Linked DNA regions of Mus musculus: region 1 is linked to region 2. Evidence: chromatin loops called from intact Hi-C (ENCODE). Cell type or tissue: heart. All regions are shown on one strand. Links, peaks and the distances in the headings refer to the core of each region. The heading gives the core; the rest is flanking DNA.

Region 1 (8,339 bases), core at 29-8,028, 58 kb before region 2:
CCTCTTTTCTTCCTCCTTGTTTGTAGACAGTGATTTCTGTGCAGCCCTGGCTATCTTGGAACTTGCATGGACCAGGCTGGCCTCAAACTCAGAGATCTGCCTGCCTTCATCTCCTGAGTGTTCACCACCACTTCCCAGCTATTATATATATATGTGTGTTATATGTACATATATGTATGTATGTGTATATACATACATATATTAAGGATTATTCTCAGGTCACCATGCCTGGTTGAAGTCATGATGCCTCTGCTCACTGAGCCAACTCACTGCTTCTAAAATATGCATAGTAGCTTCTTTAGAAACCTGGCTATGAATAGATCCAATTCACTTTTTACATCTGAAAGGAATATGTAACTAAAACTAATATGTGGTAATCTTACAGAAATGTACTAGCACAGGAATAATTTCCCTTTTTATTGTGGACTACTTGTGATGAAATCTATGGACCTGGATGGAAAGATCATTTTCATCATGTTTTCTGTAATTATGAATGGAGATTTCTGTTTGCACTTGTGATGTATTAAAGGAGAAAGAATTTAAAATTTTAACTCAAATTTCTTTAGTAAGATATATTTTGTAACAACATTGCAGATTACAGTTATTTTTCCTGTGGAATTTTAGTGGGTTAATTGAAGGTATGTGCACATGCAGGCACACATATCGGCCAGAGGTCACCCTTGGTGTCATTCCTCAGGAGTTACTTTTTTTTTGGAGACATGGTCTCTCACAGGAACCTGGGGAGGTTCAGGCTGGCCTATTAGGTTAGGCTGGCTGGTGGCTACCAAGCTCCAGGAATCCACCTGTCTCTCTCTCCCTGGGGCTGGGATCAAAACCCTGGCATCTTAGGTCAGCACTGGGTATAAACTCAGTTCTCAGGCCCGTGTAGCCAGCCCCGCCGTGGTCTCCTCAGCTCCCTCTATGGTTAAGGTTAAGGTTTAGTCCCTGGTGCATTTTAACGTGTACAAGATAAAAGAGCATAAGTAAAACTAACCGAAATAAATAGGGCATTTTGCTTAAAATGGGGAGTATACTTAAAACATAAAATTAGAATGAAGAGAACCAATGAGATAAAAATTTTCTTCTGTAATTTTCATTTTGAAGGACAAACAGTGAGGCTGGGAACTTAGCTTGGCAGTAGTCCATTTCTAGCATGCCCAGGCTCTGGGACTTGGTTCCCAGCACTATCTGGGGTATGACATCACAAGATCAAAGATTAACCTGTACAATGAAAGACTATGTAACCTGCAGCACAAGAAATGCAGTCAGGAATCACAACTAACCTAAGTTTGTTTCATTAATAGTAAAGTAATAGTTCAATTAATAGTAACCACACACCTAAAATTTTCACCCACTGTTTTCAATATTGCATTTGTTAGTGAATATAGTAAGCTCTTAAGATTTTAAGAGTTGATACTGGTCCGGCAGTGGTAGCGCACACCTTTGATCCCAGTACTTGGGGGGCAGAGGCAGGCGGATTTCTAAGTTCAAGGCCAGCCTGGTCTACAGAGTGAGTTCTAGGACAGCCAGGGCTACACAGAGAAACCCTGTCTCGAAAAACCAAAAAAAAAAAAAAAAAAAAAAAAAAAAGAGTTGATTCTAAGAATTTAACAATATTGTAGGTTTTGGTATACTTGTATATTTTTTAGTATACTTAATTAGACTTAATTTGTCAAATAATTAGACAATGATGAACTATTCTTTGTTAAAGTACAATACTGTAATATTTTAATATTTAAATTGTTAATGTGTAAATAGATCTGTACATATGATTACATGTATATATTACTTACATAGTTAAAGTATAAAACTGTAGTATTTTAATAATATCAAACTTCATAAATCTTAAATTGTTAATGTGTAAATATATCTGTATATATGATAATTTCAAATAACTCTTAAAAGAATGGCCTTATAAGCTAATCTTTTAGGTAATGTCAATGTTGAGACAGCTTCCTCCCTATTAATCCATCTACTGAATGTTTTCGCTAGCATTGGAGTACCAGGTGTATTATTCCAGTGTTGAGACATTCTCATCTCAATGGGAGAGATGTGAAGCTAGCTAACAAAATGCAGTGTTTAAGTAGGATTGTGAAAGACTTGAGACAGTGGGAGATGTTAGACTAGGAAAGATGGGACTATGTGTAAGATCATTTATTCCAGCTTTAGAAGCTCACCACCATTTGAATTCCATTCTAGGGGATCTAATACCTTCTCCTAGCCTTGGTGCACATCAGGCACACACACATGCTGCAGAGATACATGCATTCCAAACACTCATGCTTATAAAGCTTTAAAATCTAAAAGAAAAAATAAAAGTAAATGAAAGATTATGTGATTTATACTGTCATAATAACGTAGATAACATGAACCTTATACGCACATGGGGAACAGATCTTGCTTCTTTGGCAAGATATCTGAACAAATGCTTCACTCTGTAGCCAGCTGGGAAGAGGTAGGCTGGCAATTCCACAGGCTAAAGGATTCAAAGTCAACCTAAAAGGCCAGCAAAATGGCTCAGAGCAGAAAGGCACTTGCAGCTAAGCCTGATGGTCCCAGGAACCCTCTGAGGTGGAATAAGAATGTTCTCACAAGCTCTCCTCTAACCTCCACACACATCTGCTCTCTCTTCCTCTCACAAAATAAACATCAGATGCATTTAACATGAACACTGTCAATTTCAGCCAGCTCTGATCAAAGCCTTGTGAGCTAGATAATGCCCTCAATATTACTCTTCCCATAAGGAACCCAGAAGCCAAGGAGGCAAAAAATATTTCAAAAAGCTATAAAAAATATGTACGTGCTGAAATATACAGCATTTCTGTAACTCAAATGCTTGGCAATTAGGTCAATCACATTCACGCATTTTCCATTCTAGTCAACACAAGAGCCTGAATGAAGTTTCTCAAAACAGGAAGTGAGAAACACTGAGAAAAGGCAGCGATCTGGAATCCGAAGTTTAAATGCTTAGAATTCCACTTACTATTACCCATGGAATTAAAGTATCAAAGTTTGTTTATACTTATACTATAAAAATGTTTAGTGACTTGGCCAAATTAAAGACAGTATTTTACTCAAATACTCAAATCACTTTTAAGGTTACTCTCACTTCCTCTTCTAGAAACCATCATAACCATTTCCTCTAACCACAAAACCACAGGTCTGGTAGCTTTTAGGAACATTTGACTTGCTGGGGTTTCGCATATAGAACTTAATTTCCAAATTTCTTAAGCAGTGAAATTCAAAGGCTCTCATCACTGCAACGTATACAAGCTTAATTCTTCCAACCCCCATGAAGTTACGATCAAGGGGTGGATGTCATGGTCATGGCACAAACGCAATGGGTTCTTCCTAGCTCCAAACTGTGCTGGGTGTAGAGACAATCATTAAAGCCAAGTGAGTAACCAGAACAACACAGCTATCCCATTCCCAACGTTTACTATTATTCATTTAGAGAGTGTGCTTCAGAATTGCAGTGTCAAAAGCTAACTGTATAAACTGAATAAAACAAGTTTATACTGGAATGCTTTGATTCTAAATTTTAAAAAGAATCTTCAGGATACTCACAAGCAACCTATATCCTTTTGATATGGTCAAAAGTATATTTCACGATATATAGATAGATAGATAGATACACACACACACACACACACATATATAATTTTATAAACAAGATTATTAAAGAAAAGACACAGATACACAGAACCCCGCAAGGATGGACTGGTATAAAGTGTACCAAAAGGAAACTTTTTCTCTTTACCAAATTCAGTGAGGCTTAAAATAAATGGATTTGAGGTTGTTTCCCTCTAAGGTAAATTAATGGCAATCCTTTTCCACCTTTAGATCTACTTTTCTTCACTTCGATACAGCCTTCCACTCCCTAATCTGAAGACACTCAGATTTTCAATGGGTCCACTGTCTAGTTGCTCAAATCCTCGTACTATGTTGCGAAGGAGATAGCAACGGGAGCACACTCGGTCTTTATTTTATACAGCCATTGTACTTTAAGGAATGGTGCTTTGGTGCTAATCAGATAGGGTTGGGAAAACTAAAATGAGGAGGAGTAGGGAGTAAAGGTGGTTATTCCTGTTCTAGTGACTCACAGCCTACAAGTATTTCAGACGAAAACCGGTTCCACCCTCACTTCCCCCTCCGGTCCATCTTCAAAATGAAATTATCCCAAACGTCAACACGCTGTCGTGGGGGTGAGGGGCTTGATTCAGGGAACGAAAAATCAAGTGGCCAAGTGGGGACCAGAGGGTCGATCGCCGCATTCCCACACTCGCAAGCCAAGAACCCCGGGCCCGTTCGCCGCAGCCCGGGAAGGCCGCGCGCCCTCCTTTCCTCCCCGCAAACCAGAGCGCCGCGGCGGCCATGCGCGGCCCGGCCGGTTCCCGCCGCCGGGAGCCGGGAAATGGCTCCCGCCTGCCCGCCCCGCGGCTCACTCTAGGCCGCGGCGCATCCCGGAGGCCCCGCGCGAGCAGGCCGAGCTGGCGCCCGCGGCCTTTTCCCCCGCCGCACCCCGCCCGGCCTCGCCGGCCCGTGCGCACCTTCTTGATGTTGTAGAGGCGCGTGAGCATGCCGACGCCCCGGTCGTTGAGGATGGTGAGCTTCTCCGCCAGCTTCTGCTGACTGGGCTGCAGCACGGAGCGCGACATGGTGCGGCCGCCGCCGCCGCCACCGCCGCCGGGCGCGCTACTCCCCGGCTCGCCGCCTCCCTCAGGCCCGCCCGCCTGCCCGCCCGCGACCTCCGCCTCAGCGCGGCGCGCCCATGCCGTGCGCCCACCCGCGCCGTGACACAGCAGCCGCGGCGCTCGCTTCCGCCCGCCGCCCTTCCGCCTCCACCCGCGGCGCTCTCCGCCCCAGTACACCCCCCACTCCCGGGCCGCCTTTCCCGGCTCCTCCGCTAGGTGTGGCGGCGGCGGCGGCGGCTGAGAACGAGTCGGCTTCCCGCAGCCGGGACCGGCGCTCGGTCACCTGATCGGCCGCGCCGGCGCCCCCGCGAGGCCGCCGGGAGAACTGCGGCCGGAGCCCGGGGTCCGGAGCGCCCCGCCCCGCCTCCTCCGCTCCGGGGACCCCCAAGCCGCGGTCCTGGACTTCCCCCGAAGTTGTCCCCGCTCCCCACGCCCCAGGGCCCGCACCGCCGTGGGGACGGGGACGGTGTGTTTCGGGAGACTTTGGCCCCGAGAGGAGCCTGGCGGCTCCGAGCTTGTTTTCCTCCCACGCCTTGACAGACGCTCCAGGGAGAACGCGGCAGATGTGTGCTCCGCACGGCGGGCAGCGCCTCGCCACCTCCCGGTGCTCGCTCCCGCCTCCAGCTGGCTTCGGAGGAAGGAGGTCGGAAGTAAGGGCAGCTCGAGTTCCTTAGATTATTATGAAGGGACTTATCATGGACCAGCACCCATCCGGAGGAGACACGAATAGGCTCTGGCATGTGGTAAGCAAAATAAAAAAGCAAAATAAAAAACAAAACAAATTTTGTTCCGAGTAAGAGGGTTCGCTCCCAGCCTCCACCATAAATCCCAATCGTTTCTGGAATTCTACTTTTCCACCCCATCACCAACCAAATATTGTTTGTCATCATCTCACTCCGTGTCCACTCCTCATCACACAGGGTTTCAAACTGGAACAAATTGTGTCTCCATGTGAATGACTACAATGAAAACTTGCACTCCAGGGGACTTGGGATATTTGGGGCTTTACCTAATATAGTCTAATTGTGTATCGTATTCATGAATTTAAATCAATCAACCCACCACCTTCTATAACAAGGCATTCTGAAGTTAGTAAGAAAATGGATTCACAGGCGGACAGTGGTGTTGCACACCTTTAATCCCAGCACTTGGGAGGCAGAGACAGACAGATTTCTGAGTTCGAGGCCAGCCTGGTCTACAGAGTGAGTTCCAGGACAGCCAGGACTATACAGAGAAACCAGTATTGAAAAACCAAAAAAAAAAAAAAAAAAAAAAATGGATTCACCAAAGCAACTTTGTAGTGAAATGTAACAAATTGTTTCTAAGACATTTTAAAAAGCTACTGTAGCGCCTAGTCTTCCAGAACTCTACCAGAGAGTATACAGAATTCCTTAAGGGCTGTTTAATACTCCTGGTGAAGGCTGGGCATGGTGGCACATGCCTTTCTTCTCAGCACTTGGGAGGCAGAGGTAGGCCAGGACTATACAGAGAAACTCTGTCTCTAAAGACTTCTGACACTCAGGGGGCAGAGGTGGGCAGCCAGAGGTACACAGAAAAATCCTGTCTCAAAACAAAAAAAGTTCTAGTCCTGCCAAAAACATCTTAACATTTATCTGTCGGTGTGCAGTCTACATAGAGCTACATACCTTGAATGTATATTCTTTCTCTACCTCCACCCCCCCCTCCGTTCACGTCTCTCTCTTTTCATCTCAAAGACCATCTATTTAGCTCTATTGAGCTCTATTGAGCTATTTGTTCTGTTATTGACTAATTGAGGCATTTAACTTACTTGGTTTCTTGATAAGCTGGTAGTTAGCATTTAAGTTTACCGGAGGCTGGGGGCTGAAGTCTGAGACAATTAAGAGGACACTGAGAAGGAAACGCTGCTGTGAGGGATTGGGGACAGCCAGGTAAGAAAATGTACATGTGCTGGGTGGAACGAGCGGTGTGTGTGTCTTTAGGAAACCGGGATCATTTCTATCAAGACGGCGGACAACAGCATTTTTTAAAGATTTTATTTTATTTTATTTTATGTGTATTTTGACCTCCATGAATAAATGCACTGTGCTCAAGTCTGGTGTACCCAGAGGCCAGAATAGGCTGTCAGATGTAAAACAACTCTTACAGAACTTTTGTTTCTTTGTAGTTTGAGGTAGAAGAGGATGTTGTTTTGTTTTGTTGTCTTTTATAATGCCATCTCACTCTATAACTCAGGCTGGCCTTGAAGGCTTAGTTGTTGTTTTAGCTACTTTAATAGTGTGATTAAAATACTATAACCAAGGCAACATATGAAATAACTTATTTAATTGAGAACTCATATTCAGAGCATTAGAGTCCATGACCATTGTGAGGGATGTGGTGGCAGCAGGTAGGCAGGCCTGGTGCTGGAGCAATAACTGAGAGCTTACAACTTGATCTCCAAGTATGAAGCAGAAACCTAACTAGGCATGCCATGTGCTTTTGAAACCTCAAAGCCCATCCATACTTCTTCCAACAAGGCCACAGTTCCTAATCCTTCCCAAACAGTTCTACCAGCTGGGAATCAAGTGTTCGAACCTGAGCCTATGGGGATCTTTTGCATTCAAACCACCACAGTTCTCCTCTCCTGCTGAGATTATAGGCATGTAGAGCATGCCTGGCTTCCATATGAACTTGAATAGTTGCAACTGTTTATACCTTAGAGTAGCCAAGAGAAGAAATCTGTAGATAATGTGTTTGTTGGGGTTATTGTCATAGTCACTGTCCTATTACTGTGAAGACATGTGTCTACCATGACTAAAGCAGCTCATAAAAAAGAAAGCATTTAATTGGGGGCTCGCTGACAGTTTCAGAGGCTTAATCTGTTATCACCATGGAAGAAAGCATGACAGCAGGAAGCCTGGCATGTTGGTGCTAAAGACTACATCCTGATTCAAAGGCAAAGAGAGATTCTAGGCTTGGTATGGGCTTTTAAAACCTCAAAAGCCCACCCACAGTGACACAGTTCTTCCAAGAAGGCCACACCTCCTAATCCTTCTAATTCTTTCAAATAGTGCTACTCCCTGGTGACTAAACATTCAAATATATGAACCTGTACGGGGCCGTTCTTATTCAGACCACCACAGTTACTATTGCTATGATAAAACACCATAACCAAAGTAACTTGGGGAGGAAAGAGTTTATTGGATTTATACTTCCACATCACAGTTCATCATCAAAGTCAAGACAAGAACTCAAGGAGGGCAGGAACCTGGAGGTAGTAGCTGACACAGAGACCATGGAGGAGTGGTGCTTCCTTGCTTGCTCCTCGTGGTTTGCTCAGCCTATTTTCTTCCCCCTATCCTCATAAAATAGGGATTCTTTATGTAGCCCTGGCTGTCCTGGAACTCACTCTGTAGGCCAGCCCATACCAAGCCTAGAATCTCTCTCTGCCTTTGAATCAGGATGTATTCTTTAGCACCAACATGCCAGGCTTCCTGCTGTCATGCTTTCTTCCATGGTGATATCGGATTAATCCTCTGAAACTGTCAGCGAGCCCCCAATTAAATGCTTTCTTTTTTATGAGCTGCTTTAGTCATGGTAGACACATGTCTTCACAGTAAGACCCTCTCCTTGACTCTGGCCTTGGAAGTCCCTTCCTTTCCTTTTCTGCCCAGCTATAGGCTT
Region 2 (8,339 bases), core at 151-8,150:
AAGATGTCTGGGCTCAGTGGCATGGAGGTTAAGTGACCTTGGAAAGATCAGTTTGGTGGAATAAGTGATGGGAGAAGCCAGACTGATGTTTTTGTTGCTATGTAGTTTGCTGAGTAATAAGGCAATAACATGCCTATTTTGGGGTGAATAAACCAGCGTATTACATATAAGGTTGACACTAAACTTTTCTATGATTCAGATGAGTAAACTAAATCCTGGAGTTACCAGTGTCCCTGATTAGTAACTGTTCAAAGTCCTCCGCAAACTACGTGTTGGCTAAATAAAAATAATTATCAGGCAAAGAGTAATTGCTTCATTGATTTTTCACTAATAGTTTTCACATAAGTGGTGACAAAAATGTATGACTTTTGAATATCTTAAAATTTGGGCTTATTTAAAAGATGAGAGAAAATGTCAAACAAAATTACAGAAAATAACATATTTATAACCACAATTCTAGTTTCCTGTCACTCACTCATCCTTTCTTCTCCCTCTTGAACACGTGAACAAGTCCCCTCAAGGTAAATTCCAGATGTAACTCTGTCAAGAATCGAGACAACTCTGCCTCCCCTGAAGTCTGTTTTGACTGTTATAACTTCCCTGAGCCTTTATCATATCCAATTAAACCTAATTGGTATTTGAATACAAGACCAAGAAACAAAATTGCACAGGAAAGTTATTTAAGTTTGGTAGTTACTCTTAGCTTTCAAAAAGCAAAAGTATCCATTTAGTTGGTTAAAAAAAATGAGAAGGCAAATCAGCTGAGCTCATATTTCACTGATGTCAGGCTGAGTATTTTCTGTCAGTTGTTTCCTATAACGAGACCATCAGCAAACCGCCATGTTTCTGTTTGTAACTGTTGACTCAAAGACACATAGAGATACAGCTTCTGCTATTATTGTTTATAGAGCCCCAAAATGCAGTGCCAACTGTTGGGTTTGTATTTTTGTTTGAGATGGTCCTTATGGTTTATTTACATCATGAAACTGTTCTGGAGATCACTTGATCTTGGCCACTGTGAAGTCACGTGAGTGCTTATATAACATCACAGTCTAGGTGAATGACAGACAGCCTGCGATGTACAAGCTGCCGAAGGCAGAGCTGACACGCCCAGGCATCATGCGTCCTCCCTTCGATCTCTGTCTGAAGAAGACAAATTCCATTATTTCTTAAAGTCTTACAAAAGGTGGATATCTCTCCTTGTTTTTGTTTTTAATTTTTAAATTATTTTTAATCCTATGTATGTGTGTGGTAAGTGCATAACTTCCCTGGAGCTCAAGTTATAGGTGGGTGTGAGCTGCCTGGTGTGGGTGCTGGGAACCGAACTCTGGTTTTTTGGAAGAGCAGTAGATATTCTTAACCACTGAGCCATCTCTCTGCCCCATCTGTTTAAAAATTATGTTTTTATATACTTACAAAATAGACAGTTATCTTAAGAGCTTACTTTTGTATTTATATATAAATATGTTAATGGAGATTTAATAAAGTTGATGAACTATGAATATATGTGATAGATACACAAAAGTTTAACCCACTGTGTTCATTAAAGGTGAATAAATTGAGCTATCTAGTTCTGAAATTTCAAAACTTGATTTTAGAAGAAAGTTCTTGAGTATCCAGCCTTGAATTAATTTTTAAGTTGGATTCTTTGTAGACCAAATTTCTCACCTGTGTTTCCTGTACTGTTAAATGCCAGGCTGGTGGGCAAGAACCCTGAGTTGGTCTGGCTTGAACATTTCCTGTATTTTTCCATAATTAGAGCAGTAGTTTTGTATTGTTCAGACACCATGCTTTGAAGAAAGAGTTCTCCATCTAAGCTTGAAAATCTAGAGTATAAAACAGCATGTTAAGATCTCATGTCCTGAGTAAACTAGTAATTCAGAATAGATGTGGAGGATATCTGTGTGCACTTCATTCAACAGGTTCAGAGAAGAAAATAGAAAGAGAAGCATTGTAATTAAGATGCTAATCTAGGGGCTGGAGAGGTGGCTCATCGGTTAAGAGCACTGACTGCTCTTCTAGAAAAGTCCAGAGATATGGTGGCTCATAGCCATCACCATCTGTTAATGGGATCTGATAACCTTTTGTGTATCTGAAGACAGCTACAGTGTACTCATATACATAAATAATTTTTTAAAAAAGATGGTAATCTAAGCTGGGCAGTGGTGGCTCACATCTTTAATCCCACCACTCCAGAGGCAGAGGCAGGCAGATCTCTGAGTTGGAGGCCAGCTTGGTTTACAGAGTGAGTTCCAGCACAGTCCAGGCTACACAGAGAAACCTTGTCTCTAAAAGCCAAAATCCCAAAACCAAACCAACCAACCAACAAAAATCTCTAAGAGTGTTTTAACTTATAATTAATTTTTTCATATATGTACAGATAAGTGAAAGTAAGAAAGAAAAGATAATGGTCCGTCTTCTCCAAAACATCCACAAGTGTTTAACAGATGTGATTATTGACTTAGTTCCCTAAATGGGTTATTTGAGTTGAGAGTGAGCCCTAAGAACCATTAGACAGGAGGCAGAGGGACATGAGTCACTATGGTAGTGTTAGTCACATAATAATAGAAACTTTAAGAAGAAGTGTCAGAGAGAGAGAGAGAGAGAGAGAGAGAGAGAGAGAGAGAGAGGGAGGGAGGGAGGGAGGGAGGGAGGGAGGGGAGGGGAGAGGAAGGAAATGCAATGCCTCTGGCTTTGACTGGACAGAGTGATGCTAGCAGCCAAATGACAAGTATAGTCTTTAGAAGGTGGAAGGAAACCCATACTCCTCTTGTATCTCCAAAGAAACCAGGCCTATTGCTGCCTTGATAGGAGCCCTTTAAAACATAGTCTGGATTTCTGGCTTCAAAAAAATGTGGTTTTTTTTTTTTTCGATGCTTTAAGTTACCAATTAGTTGGTGATCCAGCACAAATCATGTGCTTTTGTCTCTGTAAAGACCATTGCTGAGTAAACACTGATTTATATGTACAAGATCAAGGCATGCATCTTTTGATATGTAGAACACACACTTATTTTAAAATTTATATTTATTTATTCTTTTGTGTGTGTGTGTGTGGGGGGGGAAGGGGCAGAGTCTGTATAGCTTTTGCTCTCCTGGAACTCACTATATACAGACCACGATGACTTTGAACTTGCAGAGATCCACTTGCCTCTGCCTCCTGAGAGCAGGAATTAAAGTTGTACAGCATTGCATTCAGCACACCCTTTTTAAAAAAGGTAAACTGAACATGTAAGTGGTTTTCAGATTTTAATTCTGGGTGGGTGGGTGGTGGTGCACACCTTTAATTCCAGCACTCTGGAGGCAGAGTCATGGAGGCCAGCCTATTTTATAAAGTGACTTCCAGGACAGCCAGGACTATGCAGGGAAAACAGGTCTCAACTGAACCAAACCAAACAAAATAAAATTGAATTCTAGGAATCTGTCATTTAATATTGGAATCATTGTGAAGACGTGACAGCCAGCTCTAACCCCATGGCGTTGTTGTATTGCCTGTACAGGAAGAAACCGCTGTCTCTCAGTCTGTAATGACACTCTCCTAAGAGCGGTCAAGTCTGTCTAATGATTCATACCTGACTTCTTTGTAGTGACTCACAAATTTAACACAGTATCAGGCTCAAGGCTGTTGGCTTTTGCATTTTTATTTTTATTTTAGATAGAATTCTCTGTGTAACCCTGGCTGTCCTGGAACACCCCTGTAGACCTGGCTGGCTTTGAACTCTTTGATCTGCCTTCCTCTGCCATCCAAGTGCTGGAATTAAAGGCGTGTGCCCCACTGCCCAGCCAAAACTAAATGTATGTTAACACACACATAAGCACATGAATATACATACTCTAAGGAGAGGTAGCAGAGTGAAGAGGAGAGCACACAGATGCCATGGGCAGGATGCCTGTGGCTCCAGGGCTTTCCTTATCATTAACATGGGCAGTGGTGACACATGCCTTTAATCTCAGCACTTGGGAGGCAGAGGCAGGAGGATTTCTGAGTTCAAGGCCAGCCTGGTGTACAGAGTGAGCTCCAGGACAACCAGGTGATGCAGAGAAACCCTGTCTCAAAAAAAAAAAAAAACCAAAAAAACAAACAAACAAAAAAAGCTACAAGAAATGATGATGGAAAACATATTTTGAGAAAAAAAGGCTTATATCAAGTGCAGGAATCAAGTTGAAAGAAAGGAATATATAGTTTCATTAAATGTACTTTAATAGGTGCTAGGGAAGTTGATGCAAAAATCTCACTAATTATCAAGAGAGCAAAGGAATCTTTATGAAGCATTAACAACAACATATTAGGAGGCTTTCCAAGATCTTTTTCTTCTTTTTTTTTTTTTTTTTTTTTAAATTTGGTTTTTCTAGACAAGGTTTCTCTGTATAGCCCTGGCTGTCCTGGAACTCACTCTGTAGACCAGGCTGGCCTGGAACTCAGAAATCCGCTTGCCTCTGCCTCCCAAGTGCCGGGATTAAAGGCGTGTGCCACCACTGTGGTTTACTAGTCTTAGAAGCAGACGTCTCACATTGCTCTCGGTATCCTCATAAAATCTTCCTTAGCATCCCAGACATGGTAAAGAAGGTTGCCCTCTTCCAAAATGGCTGAAGCGCCCTCAGCCTCCGCAGAGAGCATGACCGGAAGTTGCGCAACCCATAAGGCTGAGCGGCTCTTACGGTGATAAGAGTTTCCGCCATTTTTGAAAACTGGGAAGCTCATTGCTGGAGTAGGAGCGGCCGTTGCGATGGCAGCGTTTGCGGTGGATCCCCAGGCGCCCACGTTGGGTGAGTGGACCGCGGCTTTCCCGGCGGCACAGCCAGCGCGCTGTTGACCCGGAGGTGTCACACGCCACGGAGGGAGCGGGGAGCGCTGTGGCCGGTGACATCTGGGCGGTGGTACCCGGGAACCCGGCACGGCGCCCGGCTGCACTGTGGTCACCTGCCCCGTACCCCGAAAGCATGCACGAGGATGGGCGGTGAGCCACTGGTCGCTGTAGTAACCGGTTGCCGCTGGGCCACCTAGGTTTCTAGGTCGGATCTTAATGTCACAAAAGAAATTTGTATATGAATGCATGACCCAGAACCAACCTGGCTCGCCCGGCTCCCCCGCCTTTTACTTTGGAACTTGACTCTATTGGACGACTGCTGATTCTAAAGAATTATCCCCATTATTTGTTGGGGAAACGTTCCGAATATGCCGTATTTGGAGAAAAAACAAACCAATTAACATGTTGATTCTCCACTCCCGCTGAGTTTTGTGAGTAGTGACAATGGTCATATTCTACAACAGAAAACAAACAAAACCTGTCTACAGTTTCCTAGACGTATCGTAGTATTATTAGTTTATAACTCTCTAAGCTTGGTAAAGAGAGTAAGCATTGTATTTATTGTGTAGAACTAACTTTGTAGATTCAAAAGGCATGTAATGCTTGCCACGTTTTGGGTAAAAAGTTGTTTTAAGAATAGAGTTGCAGCCGGGCAGTGGTGGCGCACGCCTTTAATCCCAGCACTTGGGAGGCAGAGGCAGGTGGGATTTCTGAGTTCGAGGACAGCCTGGTCTACAAAGTGAGTTTCAGGACAGCCAGGATTATACCGAGAAAACTTGTATTAAAACCAAACCAAAAAGGGAAAAAAGAATGACATAACTTGATTTTGTTTATCATAAAAACTGAACCAATAATGCTAATAATGTAGATACACTGTTGCATTAAAACTTGTTTTCTGATTTTTTTTTTCATATTATTTAGAGATCAGGGCAGTTCCAGTTTTTCTGTCCAACAGTGACATTTTGGAGAGCATATTTTCAGGTGTAAGAAATGTGAACACATTCTTGTATATTGCCTAGCTTAGGCTCTGACTTTGTCTGATATTAACTGTTCAGAGTCACATGTTGCACGTGTTTTAGGTGTCTGCTGGTCTGACATCCTCTTGGCACCTCACCCAGGCACTCCTCTCTGAGGAAGTCAGTGAAGGAATTAACATTTAGGGGCAGAGATTGAGAAGTGGAATTTCAGACGTGCAGGATGCAGCAATCATTAAGCCTTTATGTTTAGTCATGAAGGAATGGTTAGTGGCAGTCTGGCTTCCTACTTTATCACGGTGTATTTAGGTAGCTGAGTTTTTTCTTGACCTAATTAGATTGTTATATAATGTGCAAGTGTATGGATGTGTTGTGTGTCCTGGGACTGAATTTAGGCTTAATGGCAAGGACTTTGACCCATTGAACCATCTCACCACACCTTGATAACTCTTACAGTTGTCACAGTTTTCCTACCCCTCTTGTAGATGATAGTTGTGATGTTACCAAAACCTTTGTATTTTGTTACAGGTCTTTTCTAAATATCTATTTAGAATATGCTTTTGTTGAGACTTCTGGTTTGAGTTTAACTTACTTTTTTTTTTTTTTTTGAGACAGGGTTTCTCTGTATAGCCCTGGCTGTCCTGGAACTCACTCTGTAGACCAGGCTGGCCTCGAACTCAGAAATCCGCCTGCCTCTGCCTCCCTAGTGCTGGTATTAAAGGCATGCATCACAATGCCCTGTTTAACTTTCTTTTGAGATACGTAGTAGCACTATGTAACATAACTAGTGCTTTACAAAAGAATTACAATTTTCTTTTTACACCTTAGTGTGTGTGTGTGTTTGTGTGTGTGTATACATTTTTCCCCCGAGGGGGAGGGAGGGGTGAGGATGGGAGTTTCAAGACAGGGTTTCTCTATATATATAGCCCCTGGCTGACTGGAACTCACTTTGTTGACCAGCTGACCTCGAACTTAGAGACCTGCCTGCCTCTTTCTCACGAGTGCTGGAATTAAAGGCCACCACCATCCAGCCTTACAGCTTTTTTGATACTTGTTTTATTCTTCTGAGTTATTTTGTTTTTTCATCCCTCTTTTTAAACTTAAACTGTTAGTATCCAGATCTGCATTAATAATGGAAAAAAAGAGGAAGGGTATGCTATTAAAAGCTTTTGAATATCAGAAAACAAGTATTTAGGCTATTTAGAAGTTAAGCAATAGTTAGTAAAAACCACATAACTCTCATACCAGACATCAGACTTCTCTGAATACAATAAATCATACAAAGGCTTACTCCCTAAGCCAGAAAATGAAGTGTTCATCAGTAGACATGCAAGTCTTCGTTACCACTTTACAAAGGTTTTGTATCATAAGATGCTGGTGGATTATGAAGTCCTTACTGAATGTTAGCTATCAGATCAAGTGCTCTGCTTGTGATAAAAGTAATAAAAGCTGTGAGTGGATTCCACCCTTATGCTCATTTTGCTAAGAGAACCTGAGTCTACATCTCTATGTGGCTTATGTCTTTCTTACTGCTTAATTTTACTGAGTCATTCAGTTAGTTTTCTTATTCTAAAAATGGGAATAATCATTGCTGCTGCTTGAGAAGGTTAATTTTTAAAAAAAATATGTATTTGTTTTTTATATGTGCTTGGGTGTTTTGTTTGTATTAATGTCCTGTACCACCTGTGTGCCTGGCATCTGAGGAAGCCAAAAGAGGGCATCGGATTTCGTGGAACTGGAGTTTTGTAAGCCACCATTTGGACACTGGGGAGTCAATCTGGAACAGCAGCCAGTGATTGTAACTACTGAGGCATCTCTTCAACCCTAGAAGAGTAATTTTGAATTGATGGTTACAAAATATTCTTTCTTTAGATTGGTTTTATGTTAGGGAAACTTTTGCTGATTACAGTTTTCTAAAGGTTGTTTTTAATGAATTTAAGATAAATGATCTGAAAGTAAGTTTTTGTTTGTTTCCAGACAGGGTTTCTCTGTGTAGCCCTGGCTGTCCTGGAACTCAATCGGTAGACCAGGCTAGCCTCGAACTCAGAAATCCACCTGCCTCTGCCTCCCAGGTGCTGGGATTAAAGGCGTGCGCCACCATGCCTGGCTGAAAATAAGTTTTATAACTCCTTTTACTGTATTTCTGAATTAGAAGGTAAGTTCTAGCGTCCTTAGTGTGGTAAGGTGTGCATGATTATTACATTTTTATTGTTTCTGATTTTCCAATATTTGTATAAAGATTGGTGTATTCTTGTTTTTAGGTGCATAGTAGAAACACAGATATAGAAATAAATTATTCTGCTTTTATTAGAGATTTCTTTTTAAATAATAAGCTAAGGTTTTCAAAATGATGCTTTTAAATCCATGAAATAGTATAACTAAGAACACCTGCCAAAGATTAGCCTTGTGGATGTACCTTGTGGGAGCTTGTATAACATGAGCAAATGCTCTGGATTGGATCTCTAGCATCGTAAAATACAGGTGAAAGATTAATATTGTGAATACAAGACTATTTCACATTTTGGAATTCATAATAGCTTATAAAATAAATTCAAATA

The links. A loop is a pair of places that touch in the nucleus more often than their neighbours do. Peaks named below come from ENCODE experiments on the same cell type or tissue, not always from the same donor. Only the 100,000 strongest peaks of a DNase experiment are listed, where the experiment ranks them.
Region 1: a loop joins it to region 2, with 8 times the contacts of the local background. A loop is called at or near these places in 15 of 42 quality-filtered maps.

Annotation. Positions count from the first base shown.
Region 1 is chr2:80,576,308-80,584,646 of GRCm38, forward strand. Nckap1 (NCK-associated protein 1) reads right to left here and starts at 4,875. Exons shown (of 31, transcript NM_016965.3): 1 at 4,551-4,875. The coding sequence starts at 4,658. It also overlaps the pseudogene Gm13688. In heart, for the core only: CTCF peaks have their summits at 5,018 and 5,227; DNase peaks (open chromatin) are centred at 4,924 and 5,274; H3K4me3 peaks cover 3,343 bases; H3K27ac peaks cover 2,456 bases.
Region 2 is chr2:80,634,167-80,642,505 of GRCm38, forward strand. It overlaps Nup35 (nucleoporin 35), which reads left to right and starts at 4,646. Exons shown (of 9, transcript NM_027091.4): 1 at 4,646-4,766. The coding sequence starts at 4,727. In heart, for the core only: no CTCF peak of the experiment used is centred there; a DNase peak (open chromatin) is centred at 4,605; H3K4me3 peaks cover 1,873 bases; H3K27ac peaks cover 997 bases.